Regions from separate parts of the Homo sapiens genome. Here all the other regions are linked to region 3. The links are chromatin contacts, found by Hi-C or POLR2A ChIA-PET in ENCODE. All regions are on one chromosome and are shown on one strand. The core of a region is the stretch at or near the end of the contact, and the rest is flanking DNA. Distances in the headings are between cores, read along the strand shown.

Region 1 (4,404 bases), core at 909-3,408, 540 kb after region 3:
AACTGCAAATAATTTAGGAAACGCAAATAATAGCCTGGGTTGAATTAAAGAGGTAAATAAAATTTCATTTTAAAGCAATAATCTGTCACCAAAACGTAACATTTAACCTTTCTGTCAAATGATTTTCCACTGCCGTTTCAAGTTAGTTTACATGAGTAATAAAACCCAACCAGGCAACTTCCTTTGGCCCGTGGGGTAAAATTCGAATTCTGTCTTAAAAGCAACTGCTACCTACACAGCAGGGATTAAATCATTTAGAAAATGAAGGCTTCAAATTTATTTTCTACAAAAAAAGTTCAAACTAGTGAGATTTAAAATCACTTCAAGTTTTTTGTTTTTAAATTCTATTTTTAGGCTTTGGGATGGTCACAGAGGAAAAAGGTGGAGGAGTAAGAGGAGAAGAGGCCCAAATTTCCAATCACAGGGTCTCTGAAAGGATATCTCCAGAAGTTGTGGAGGAATTTTGATTTACATTAAGTGAATAACAAGCACTTGAAATCTGTAAGAATGCCATATCAACACATTAGTTGGAACCATAAGGCATGAGATTTTGGTGACCTCATGGGCACAGCCAAAATTAACTCCAAGTATTTATGTAACTGCCAGAGATGACAGGGCAAAGGTTGCTTATAATTTTTTTTTTTTTGAGTCAACAAATACTGCATTTCTTTGGCCAAAGAGAAAGGAAGTAGGGTACTTTCTGGTTCTATTTTGTGATATGCAACATTTACACACACAATATTCTACCCATAATACCATCTGAATGTTTAGATGACGGCTCTAAAAAGGAAAAAAAGAGTTATTTCCTGTTGCTCATCAGCTGAGAGGATGCGCTTTAGAGGTATGTGTGCTCTGCCTCAAAGCAAAAGCATTGTTAGCGTTTATCAAGGTAACATTTAAAAATAACTACCCCAGTACAAAAGAACTTCAGAGGAAATATGACCGAAGCTATCAGTCTCCCTTCAAGTCTGGCCTTGAGCTGCATAAGACTCTAGCTGCATTCTCCATTACATTGTTATCCTTATCAAACAATGCAAACAATTTTAATGAGCTTATCTACTGGAACATATTGCCAGATATGTTAATGTAAAAATGATGCCAACCGTACAGGCCAACTCATTAATCAAAAGGCTCACAATACAATGACCAAGATCAGTCCCATCCTCAAAACAGACCTCAGCAAAAGACCAGGAATCACCTTCCTACTGTAAATAAGAAGGAAAGGCTCCCCCACCCAAGCGGTGGCCATAAACTCCTTAGAAAATGCATAACAGCGCCCAGTTTTTTTCAAGTCCTTTGCAGTCCAGTCTCTTTCTAATAAACCTAGGGTTCTATGGAGAAAATTTTGGTGAATGTCTGACACTATCACCTCTGCTGTCAATCCCTGCACCAATCAGCGAGCAGAATTCTTACAAAGCTCCATCAATCTGGCGGTTTAACATCACAGACTGCAGCTTAATCTAGAGGATTCCATCTTTCCTGCACACTCTCCAGGTTAAGCGCAAACGTTTTTCTCCCCACCCTCCCGTTTTCTGCCTTTTGGCACTGCTACCTAATGGCTCCTTTAAAATCTAAAAGGGAAGGAGGAAAGGAAGTGCTACTGCCTGTCTCCCTTTGGACAGCGGGGGAAAACAGCATGCATTTTTATCAGTGTGGAAGGAAAGAGATGGAGGGAGACCCCTCGAAGGCAGCAAACCTATTCACAAAATGCTTTCCATCTGCAGTCGCGGAGCCTCAATGCAAACCCAACATGACACATGGAAACAGATACCAAATAATCACAACCGCCTTCACAAATGCATGCCTGCAGCAGGGGTCGCAGGCAGTGTCTGCTCCATTATATAACGGGCTGGATTTCCGCGCGCCCTCACGGCGGTCCCCGGCGCTGCTCTCGTGCCAGCCCCATTACCTGTAGGAACGCTCCCCGCGCACTGTGTGCTTCCGGAAAGGAATGATGGTCCCGTTATTATCCTGGATGATGTCGTTGTTGTTCTCGCCATTTGGGGACAGGGTTTGGGTCGGCCCAGGCATTGGCGCACTCCCGAGAAGGGGAACAAACCGCTGTGGGCTGGCTGGTGAGGAAGGTGGCTGCGTCTTCCCGCTCGCTCGCCTGCTCCGCACGGACCGTGCCTGCCGCCTGCTCGCTCACTGCCTTCTCCCAGCTCTCGCTCGCGCCCCGCCCTCCTGCGGCCCCGCCCTCTGGCAGCTGACGTCAGAGCGCCGGCAGCAGCACCCTGGTCACGTGGCCAGCCTGTTGCCATGGCAACCCGCTAACTCATCACCTCGCCTCAATTCGCACAGGGTCGCGGCGTGACCACGCCAGCAGCTCCAGGCAGGCACCGGGGCAGGCCTACATCTGGCATGTAAAACCCCAGGCCACCCTGCAGCCCCCCTCGCAGACTCGCCTTGTCTGAAAACCAGCTCTTCCTCTAACCATTTCCTTTCCGACCCGTGCTGCCACTGCAGCTGTGTACACAAAAGAACGATTCATGCAAAGGGGTGTGGGAGACCCTTTAACTCCTTCAATACCAAGTTTTTATGCCATGACAATTAAACTTGGTCAGGTTTCAGAAAAACCTAAAAAGGACCTGGTGGCCAGCTTGTAGAAAAGGTATCAGACTAAGGTTAAAATTTCTGCCTTTCTCCCTTTCTCCAAATAGCAGCAACCATCTCCCCAAAAACAAGCCAAAAAGCTAAAAACCTACAAGGAAGCTGTATTTCCTTCTAATCAATGTAGCCTTTAATAATGTGAGGATTAAAGATGGCAAATTAAGAGATCATCTGTACAAAGGAATCCCCAAAGAGGGTTTTTCTTTTAAAAAAAGATAACCACCATTTTACCAGTTACCCAAAACCCTCCAATTCAAATTCTTTATGCTGCCTCCTGATACAGATCATTAATTCATTGACATTTATTCTATTTCCATTTGAATTACAAAAGTGATCACCTCACTTAGTATTTGAAAGTGCTTAACATTCAAGCTGTTCTATATCCTTGCAATACCGCTTTCAAATATATTGGCTATGTGACAGATACTATTATTATTCCCATTTTAAAGATGAGTAAACTAGTAAGATTAAGTAAACTGCTTAAGGTCACACAGCTAGGAGTGGTGAACTGGAGCTTCCAAGTGACATGGTTTTATCAATGTGACTGGACAGTAATGATCTGTAATGTGAGCTCAATAAATATTATAAATCAAGGTAAGAATCAAGTACTTCCAAGATGACTGTTGTGAAAAGATAACTGTGAACAGAATTGCTAGCACTGTGCAGTCTACGGATTAGATTATAAACTGAAAAGACCCTGCATATGTTCAGTACTGTCCTCCAGAGAGGAGAGATTTTTTTTTTATTATTATTTTTTAGAGGCAGAGTCTCGCTCTGTCACCCAGGCTGGAGTGCAGTGGCGCAATCTCAGCTCACTGCAACCTCCGCCTCCTGGGTTCTAGTAATTCTCCTGCCTCAGCCTCCTGAGTAGGTGGGATAACAGGCGCACGCCGCCACACCCAGCTAATTTTTGTATTTTAGTAGAGACAGGGTTTCACCGAGTTGCTCAGGCTGGTCTTGAACTCCTGAGCTCAGGCAGTCCACCCGCCCCAAAGTGCTAGGATTACAGGCATGAGCCACCACGCCCAGCCAGGAGAGATTTTGAAGGATTCTTTGCTTATCAGCAGTGGTCTCTGACCTTTTATAGGGTGAAAAGGGAAGAATTGGGGTGTAAAAGATACAGCATAAATATATGTGTCATAAAGTATTAAGCTATGACTCACTCCTTCACATCACTGTATGGTTTATCAGCTTTATCATTTTGTGATACAGATATTAAAAACAAGTAAACACTTTGTCATTCCTGACAATTCTTCAGCATATGTCCCTGGTAATAAGTTATTTCTGGTATCAAGTTTCTGGAATTAGAATCAAATGTTTTACAACCCAGATGGTAAGGATAATCTCAAACAAGGGGCCCTACTTATTTTCCTTCCTATTTTATACTTTCCTCTTGGGCTATTATTTTAATAATTTTATCTTTTGCTTCTCCAGTTAGTCCACAGTGCACAAGTTGATTCCTTCGTCCACATCTCACTTTACATAAGATTTTTTTTCTTATACAATCAGATCCAATTCTGACCTAAGACTTACAAGGTACACAGATGAATATCTAAGTATCAAAGATACACACCAAGCTTCACATTGCACTATGAGCTAAAGGGGCATGAGAGTGTAGTCATTCTTGCAAAGACCCATGCTTCCTCTTACTGTTTCTGTTACTTGACCTGCTGCTGTCAATTTCCTTACTAATTTGCTTCCTTTCACAAAACTTCCCCTTTTTGGGGGGACAGTCTGAAATTGAAAGGCACAGTCTACAAATCAAATATTTAATGTCCTCAGAGTATGTTCTCA
Region 2 (4,318 bases), core at 1-2,500, 570 kb before region 3:
CATGGTGAAACCCCGTCTCTACAAAAAATAGAAATTAGCCGGGCATGGCGGTGCCTGCCTGTAGTCTCAGCTACTCGGGAGGTGGAGGTGGGAGGATCGATTGAGCCCAGGAGGTCAAGACTGCAGTCAGCCATGACTGCACAACTGTACCCCAGCCTGAGCAACAGAGTGAGACACTGTCTCAAAAAAAGAGAAAAAAAAAAAAAAGCTGGAAGGCAGAGACTACAGTGAAAAATCTGATCTGGCGTGGGGCAATAGGGGGGGAAACTACTGACAAAAGGGCTGGAGTCCTTTGGCTCAACCCTTGGCAGCAAGGGACCCAAAGCTTTTTGTACAAGAAAGGGTAAAATGGTCTGGGGGTGAAGTTCCTGAAAACAGAACATAAAAATCTAAGGGTTAATAGGATTATGAAAGTTGGCATATTTGAACACACTTCATATGAAGTGGTTGCATCTCTTTTACCTGATTGTATCATGGGGCTGAACATTGTGTCTGATTGGGGAATGTTTCCCCTACCTGGTACTGTAAAACAGAAAGCATGTAAATCTGACCTTCAAGCAATATTAACTGGATATGCTAAATGGGAACCAGCAGAATTGCCTGAACCACACAATGCAGGGTAGAAGCTAGAGTGCTGGGAAGGATAAATTCTCCACTTCATCACCCTCTGTGAAACAGCTCCTCGAGCTTATGGCTAAAGCTTCTGAGTAGCTCCCAGCAACAACTACTGGGGTTTGGACTAGAGTATTTCCACTTGAGGGGCATTTACTGTCTTGCTATGAAACATTAGCTGAAGCTATCCCTATGACACCTGAAACACCCATACTGTCTCCAGTGATGTCAGAGAAACATTCTAATGGGGATGGCAGTGTCCGGAAGAGTTCCATAATAAAACGGAAATGCTTTATACTACCTGGAGAATGGAAGGAGGAGATACCCTTGAGCAAGGAGTTTCTTTTCCCCTAGAACTGACACTGGAACTGTGTGAAAAACTGCTGGATTCTGCAGTGTCAGATGAACAGCTCTCAAGAGCTGCTGGGTTAGTAGATGGCAATTCCAAGGCACATAATGCCAGAAAGAACTGCTCTGTTTGTCAGCAACAGAGACTGCTGATGGCTACAGGGCAGACTCTGGTGGGAAGGCCCTGAACATGGCTGGCAAGTAAGACTGATGCTAGTAGACCTGGGGAGCTATAAATGGGTCTTGACAGGAACTGAAACTGACTGTGTAGTAGGTTTTGCTTATCAAATGAAAGATGAAAATGCTCAACATGCCATAAAAAAACCAGAACAGAAGATATTAAATAGATCTGGATGGCCGACCATCATTTCTTCAGACCAAAGATACACTGTACAGCTCATAATGTCCAACAATGGGTAGAGATATCTCCTCCTTAGAGTCACAGTTTGACAGAGAAGTAGAAATGGACGATTGAAACATCGGTTGTCTAAAATAAGGGGAGATAAAAGCATGAAGGGCTGGCTTACACACCTTCATGAGTGTGTACTCACACTCAACATGAGTGGAACTTGAGTGTCCCTGCTAGATTTTTTGTTTTTCTTGTTGATATGGGGAAGGGGGTTGGGGAGGATGCTGGTATGACTATGCGGTTCTTACCAAAGGAGGAATACACTGGTAAAATGACTATATTTTTTTTCTTTCTTCCCCAAATCGCCTCAAAAAAATTTTTTTTTTAATTTATTTTTTCTCCTCTACCTGATGCAGTGGTCCAGGACCAGGCCTGCAACAACAAGTACTGGAACAGCAGGGATGATTTCTAAGCAAAAAAAAAAAAAACAAAACAAAACAAAAAACCCTGCAACTATGTTTCTAAGTCTTGTATCAAAATTCCTAAGGCATGACGGGAATGGGTTGTACGGTTGTACCTTCACCCCATCTAGCAAAATTAGGGCTAATGGTGAAAACAGCTACATTGCCTGGTGGTAAAAATAGCTCACTAGTTCTGCACCTACCTAACCTTATCCTGTCTGAACGTAGTAGACTGAGGAGCTACTTGCTTGACTTGTATTACTGCCAGCAATCTAGATCAACACAATGGCAATTCTAATGTGCCTTTCAAAGATGAAAAGCTTTGGGTATTAATGGAGAGAAGGAGAAATAGCAGCTGAGAGTAAAGAAATGAATAAATGGGTCATTGAGGAAAATTCAATATCACATTAACAACTCATAAGAGTCTCAAGAGCAAGAGATGACATTGTCTCTTAGCTTAATTATCCCAGATGCCTGAAAAAGTGAAGTTGTATATAATATTGACTGAGGCTACTCCTTCTGAAACCTGACAAGATTGAAGGAAATCTGCAAACCTGAGTGGCCTCAGCCTGGGAGACATTCATACAGTATGATGGACTGGACTAATTATTGACTGTGTGTGCATACACATTTTTTTTTTGAGACAGGGTCTTGGTCTATCACCCAGGCTGGAATGCAGTGGTGTAACCATGGCTCACTGCAGCCTCAACTTCCCAGGCTCACACAATCCTCCTGCGTCAGCTTCCCAAGTAGCTGCGACCACAGGCGCCTGCAACGATACCCAGGGCTGCAAGCCCATGGCTAATTTTTAAAATTATTGGTACAGACAGGGTCTCCCTATGTTGCCCAGGCTGGCCTCAAGCTCCTGGGCTCAAATAATCCTCCCGCCTTGGCCTCCCAAAGTGCTGGGATTACCAGCATGAGCCATCACACCCAGCCTATATTTTTTGATGTAAAGGATCCCTGGCCTGAGGGATCCATGGCCTGAGGTGTTAAGTACACTGGTTTTCTCTGACAAAACTTCCTGGCTCAAAACTCCCATAGCCCTTGTTACAGTCTTCACCTACAAAATTGGGTATATTAGGCTTCAGGGTCAGGCCTCTAATCTTCCCCACCTGTTTGACTGTGTGTCTTAAACCCGACCAGCTGGGCGCAGTGGGTCACACCTGTAATCTCAGCACTCTGGGAGGCCGAGGTGGGCAGATCACGAGGTGCTAAAACCATGAAGCCCCGTCTCTACTAAAAATACAAAAAATTAGCCAGGTGTGGTGGCAGGCACCTGTAGTCCCAGCTACTCAGGAGGCTGAGGCAGGAGAATGGTGTGAACTCGGGAGGCGGAGCTTGCAGTGAGCCGAGATAGCGCCACTGCACTCCAGCCTGGGTGACAGAGTGAGACTCCATCTCAAAAAAAAAAAAACAAAAACCTGACCATGAGAGGGTTCCACCCTGGGGGAAAAAATGCTGACGTCATGAAGCTGCCATAAAAACCAAAGACGACACAGTTCAGGGAGCTTCGGAGCTTCCGAATAGCTAAGCACATGGAGGTTCCTGGAGGGCGGCACAGCCAGGGAGGGCATGGGAGCTTGGCACCCCTTCTCCCATACCTCACCCTACACGTCTCTGCTTCTGTTTCCTTTGCAATATACTTTATAAAAAAAAGTAAGTGTTAATAAAAAACACAACAATAATAATAAAATAAAATACACTTACATAGCATCCAGTATGTGCCAGGCCTTGTTTTGCATATCATATAAATGTTAACTCATTTAAGCCTCATAAAAACCCTGCCAGTAGACCAGGTGCGGTGGCTCACGCCTGTAATCCCAGCACTTTGGGAGGCTGAGGCGGGGGGAGGGGCAGAATCACCTGAGGTCAGGAGTTCGAGACCAGGCTGGCCAACATGGTGAAACCCCGTCTCTAATAAAAATACAAAATTAGCCAGATATGGTGGTAGGCACCTGTAATCCCAGCCACTCAGGAGGCTGAGGCAGAAGAATCACTTGAACCCGGAAGGTGGAGGTTGCAGTGAGCCGAGATCACACCACTGCACTCCAACCTGGGCCAAAAGAGCAAAACTCGGTCTCAAAACAAACAAACAAACAAACAAAAACTGTCAGTAGGTAATATTAACAATCCACATGCCAAATGCAGTGGCTCACACCTGTAATCCCAGCACTTTGGGAGACTGAGGCGGGAGGATCACTTGAAGCCAGGAGTTCAGGACTAGGCAGGGCAACAAAGCAAGACCCTGTGTCTATAAAAAAAATTTTAGATATTAGCTGGGTGTGGTGAGGTGCACCTGTAGTCCCAGCTACTCAGGAAGTTGAAGCGTGAGGATGGCTTAACCCCAGGAGAATGAGGTTGCAGTGAGCTATGATCACACCTGGATGACAGAGTAAGATCCTGTTAAAAGAAAAAAAAAAAAAAAAAAAAACTACCCATGTTTTACAAATGAGGAACCTGAGACAGGGATTAACTAATGTCCTCAAGGACACATAGCTAGTAAGTGAACCCAGGCTGTCTAGCTCCAAGGGCCTGTGCTCTTGGC
Region 3 (4,043 bases), core at 649-3,148:
ACACCCAGCTAACAACCACGCTTAAGTATCCTAGCACACTCATTCGTTTATCCAACAAGCATTTATACCAAGTGCTTATTGCTTACCAGGCACTGTAAAGTCTTCAGTGATACATGGCTGGAAAAGGAAGCCACAATCTCTGCTCTCATAAAGCTTAAACTCTATTGAGAAAGCCAGGCATTTAACAAGTATTTGCATAAATGGTGAGTGCTCCCAAGAGTTTTGCAGTCTGCTGCTTAAGAGGCACCAAACAAACCAGCAGAGCAGTCATTAAACGCAGTTATCACCAGCACGCTGAACAAAGGCTTCTCAGGTTTCAAAGTGCACACAAATAACTTGAAATCCTGGTAAAGCAGATACTGATTCAGTTGATGTGCAGCGGGGCTTCACATTCTGCATTACTTGAGTCTGAGGTGACAGGGATGCTGCTGGTACACCATCCACACTTGGAATAGCAGGACTCGGAGTACCATGGAAACATCCTCAAAGGATCATGTAAAATGTCAATTCCAATAGGGCAAGGACATTGTGTCTCCCTTATTCACCATGTACCCAGAACTTAAAACTGTGCCTCATAGACAGATCGCATTCAGTAAATATTTACTGACACAACAAATGTATGTATAATTTAGACCAGGGCTGTTCAACTGTAGCAAAGAACCACATTTAGCTATGGAACACTTGAAATGTGGCTACTGTGACCGAGGAGCTGAATTTTTAAAATTTAATTTTAATAGTCACATGTGGTTAGTGGCTCCCACGCTGGACAGTCCAGGTCTGGACACAGATGTGATGTAAAGAGGACTGGACTAACAAGGTCTAGGTTTGAATCCCAACTCTGCTGCTCAGATTGTGACCTGAAAAGTTGCAACTTCTTAGGGCCTTCACTATTTCATCTGTGAAATGACAAGACCTCCTAACTCTCAGCGTTCTTGACACGATTATAAAGCAATGTATTAAACATAAGATATGATCAAAGTGACATTCTCTGCCCTCCAGAAACAGTTCAGAAAGACTACTTTGCCTATTGCCCACTTGACCAAAAAAATGCCAAGTGAGTTTGGTAGACGGGTTGGTTAGCTCAGTGGCTTTGAGAATGAGGACAAGGTCACAAATCTGGGGAGTAAGGGAACCTCATCTAGCAAGGCTGACCAGATAAGAGAAGCAATGACAATGCAAATCATCCCAATTCCTGGTAAATGCTTAAATGGGCAACGTATTGATTATGGATGAGTAAATGACATCTCATTCATTCATTCTTCCAGGAAAAGCGGAAAAGCTACTACATTACCTAAAGCCCGCTACTTCCCAACCACAAACATTTGCTAATTTAGGTCCGGGTCCTCCTCGGGGGCAGCGGGCCGGGAAGCCCCCTCCCCCGCTGCCGGCGTGTCTTCCCCTCCCCCGTGGCGCCGCGAGGGTCAGGCTGGCACCGCGGTTGCAAGTACCACACGGCCGAACCCAGAAGCCATATTTAGCTTTATTTTTGTCAATAAAACAAACTTCCGTCTTCTAAAGAAAAACGGTTCTAACTCAATGTCAAACTAGGACGGAAACTCGCTGCTCGCCAAAGCTGCCAACCAGAGACGCCGCGTGTCCAACGGCACCGGGGTCCCAGACCCGAACCCGCGCCGAGCGTGCCCGCGCCCCGGCCCCAGGCAGCGCCGGCCACAAAGGGACCGGGGACGCGGCCGCGGCGGGGCCTCTTTCTCCACCTCCGACCCGCGCGCAGCGCTGCGGCTCCGGGACTGCCCAGCCGCGGGCGATACACTCACCTCGCTAGGCGCGCGGCGGCGGCGGCGGCAGGCGTCCTCCGGGCCGGCCGCGGCGGTCGCGGCCGGTCCCGCGGCCAGCGCGCTACTCTCGGGCCGCCGTCCGCCGCGCGCTCCTCGGCCACTGCCGGCGGCTCCCCCGGCGGGCGGGCGGGTCCGGCCGGGCCCCGCTCCGCCGCGCCCGCCCCCGCCTCCGCGCCCGGCTCGGGTCGGCGGCTACTCCGGGCGCCCCGCTCGCGGGCTCGGGCGGCGCTACTCCGGGCCGCCCCGCATGCGCGCCGCCTGCCCGCTCACTTGGGGCTCGTCGCGCGGCGGGCGCCGCAGGGCGCCCGCAGGCGCTCGGGCGCGGTCCTCCCTGCGCTGCGTGCTCGGCGGCAGCGGCGGCGGCGGCCCGTGCGGCTGCGCGGGGGAGGCGGGGGCGCCGGCGCTCACCCGGATGCGCGCCCCCTCCGCTGCGGCGAGCCCACCGCGGGGCCGCGACGCTCCCCTCGGGCTCGGGACTCCGGGGTCGGGCGCGGCGCCCCTCCCGGACCGACCGCCCAGTCCCGGCCCCCGCTCACACGGCTACGGGCAGGGCCGGGCCAGGCCGAGAGGTGCCCCCGACCCTGGGTCGGGACAAAGAGGCTGCCGCAGCAAGTTAAAGACAACTCGGGCTGTTGCGCGTCGAGCAGGTCACGGGGTGGGAGGAGATGGAGGAGCCCTCACAGCGGATCGGCTCCCGGGCCGAGCGCGGGGCCGCCCCAACCCGGTCGGCTGCCTGAGGCGGCCGCGAGCGCGGGAGCTGGAGCGCTGTCAGCCGCGCTGAGCCTGCGCCTGGCGACCGCGATGCAGGAGGCCCGGGACTGAGGGAGGACGGCGAGAGCGGAGGCCCGCGACCCGCACCGCCGGGGCAGGCACCCGGGTCTCGGGGGCAGCAACGCCGGGGCCCTTGCAGAACGGGGACTGTTTGGGGAAGTGGCTCCCGCACAGTGCCCGGAGAGGGGCCCTCCCTCTGTGCCCCCTTGGGAAACACTGCTTGGTACAATTCCAATACCCAGCTGTACCCTGCCCTGAAGATAGAAGACAAAACCCTGGCTCTGTCACTCACGCGAGGCATAACCAACCATTCTTTTAATAAATTAATTTTCTACTTAAATAATTCAGAGGTTTGTGTCTTATTGCTTGCCAACCAAGAGCTGCAATAAGAGATTACTTAATATTTAAGTGGTCCCACTTTTAAATTTATATTACCTCTCACATAACCAAAAGGCTGTCCGAAAAAAAAAAAAAAAAACCTGAAGATTATCTCTGGAATTTTAGTATCCTGTTTTTGCTTGTCTACATCTTCCAAGTATTCTAAAATAAAAGTTAAAAGTTACTATTTTAAAAGTACTTATATAATATTTTGAAACAAAGTCAATCATGACTAGCCTGTTACTGTTCCACAAGGAAACTTCACTTTGGAATAAAGTTGTCATCGTTAAAAAATACTCTTATCTTGGGAGAAAAGATTGGCAAATCATATATCTGTTAAAGGACTTGTAGCCAGAATGTATGAAGAACTCTTACAACTCAGTAATAAGACTAATAGTCCAATTTTAAATGGGCAAAACAATTGAATAGACGTTTTACCAAAGATATTTAAATGATCAACAATTACATAAAAAGGTGTTCAACATCATTAGTTAATAGGGAAATGCAAATTAGAAGCACAACAAGGAAGTTCTTGACACCCACTACACTGGCTGTAGTACAAAAGACAGACAGACAATAGCAGTGTTGGTGAAGAGATGGAGAAATTAGAACCCTCATACGTTGCCTATGGAAATGTAAAATGGTGCAGCCACTTTGGAAAACAGTTTTCCAGGTTTTTTAAAAAGTTACACATGAAGTATTCTATCACCCAACAATTCCACTCCTAGGCGTATGCCTGAGAGAACTGAAGATAAATTCATACAGTAACTTGTACATGAATATTAATAACAGTGTTATTCATGATAGCCAAGAAGTAGAAACAGTCCAAATGTCCAGAAACTGCTGCGTGGATAAAATGCAGTATATGCCATACAGTGGACTACTACTCAGTAAAAGGAACGAAGTAGTCATAGAAGATACAACATAGAGGAACCTCAAAAACGATAAGCTAAGTGGAAGAAGCTAGATGTGTAAGAGCCTGTATTGTAGGATCTATTTACAGCCATGCCCCGGTCAATGATGGGTCACCTGTACAATGGTGGTCCCATAAGATTATATGCAGCTGAAAAGTTACTATCACCAAGTGAGGTAGCCTTC

Evidence for each region. Hi-C counts contacts between places; a loop is a spot of excess contacts on that map. ChIA-PET counts read pairs that join two places held with the same protein, here RNA polymerase II (POLR2A). Pooled maps may share reads with other maps.
Region 1: a map of CD4-positive, alpha-beta T cell shows a loop between it and region 3 (3-fold over the local background). The contact joins the promoter of MAPRE2 here to the promoter of GALNT1 in region 3. A Hi-C loop is called at or near these places in 5 of 168 maps with a recorded cell type or tissue (B cell, CD4-positive, alpha-beta T cell, CD8-positive, alpha-beta T cell and 1 more), 24 of 37 single-sample maps with no recorded cell type and 15 of 50 pooled maps. POLR2A ChIA-PET finds 5 or more read pairs at or near these places in 1 of 52 experiments (OCI-LY7).
Region 2: a loop to region 3 is called in a pooled map, with 3 times the contacts of the local background. The contact joins the enhancer-like site here to the promoter of GALNT1 in region 3. A Hi-C loop is called at or near these places in 1 of 50 pooled maps. POLR2A ChIA-PET finds 5 or more read pairs at or near these places in 2 of 52 experiments (WTC11 and activated CD4-positive, alpha-beta T cell).

The regions. Positions count from the first base shown.
Region 1 is chr18:35,039,167-35,043,570 of GRCh38, reverse strand. MAPRE2 (microtubule associated protein RP/EB family member 2) reads right to left here and starts at 2,158. Exons shown (of 7, transcript NM_014268.4): 1 at 1,910-2,158. The coding sequence starts at 2,031. RefSeq lists an enhancer at 2,049-2,198.
Region 2 is chr18:36,146,968-36,151,285 of GRCh38, reverse strand. All of the region lies in intron 11 of ELP2 (elongator acetyltransferase complex subunit 2), which reads right to left. Among named protein-coding and RNA genes, the nearest start is that of ELP2, 19 kb to the right of the region's middle. Within about 2 kb of position 1,250, at least 3 of the 41 ENCODE cell types and tissues checked have a DNase peak (open chromatin) inside an H3K27ac peak, as active enhancers do.
Region 3 is chr18:35,579,595-35,583,637 of GRCh38, reverse strand. It overlaps GALNT1 (polypeptide N-acetylgalactosaminyltransferase 1), which reads right to left and starts at 1,898. Exons shown (of 12, transcript NM_020474.4): 1 at 1,776-1,898. RefSeq lists a silencer at 2,157-2,856.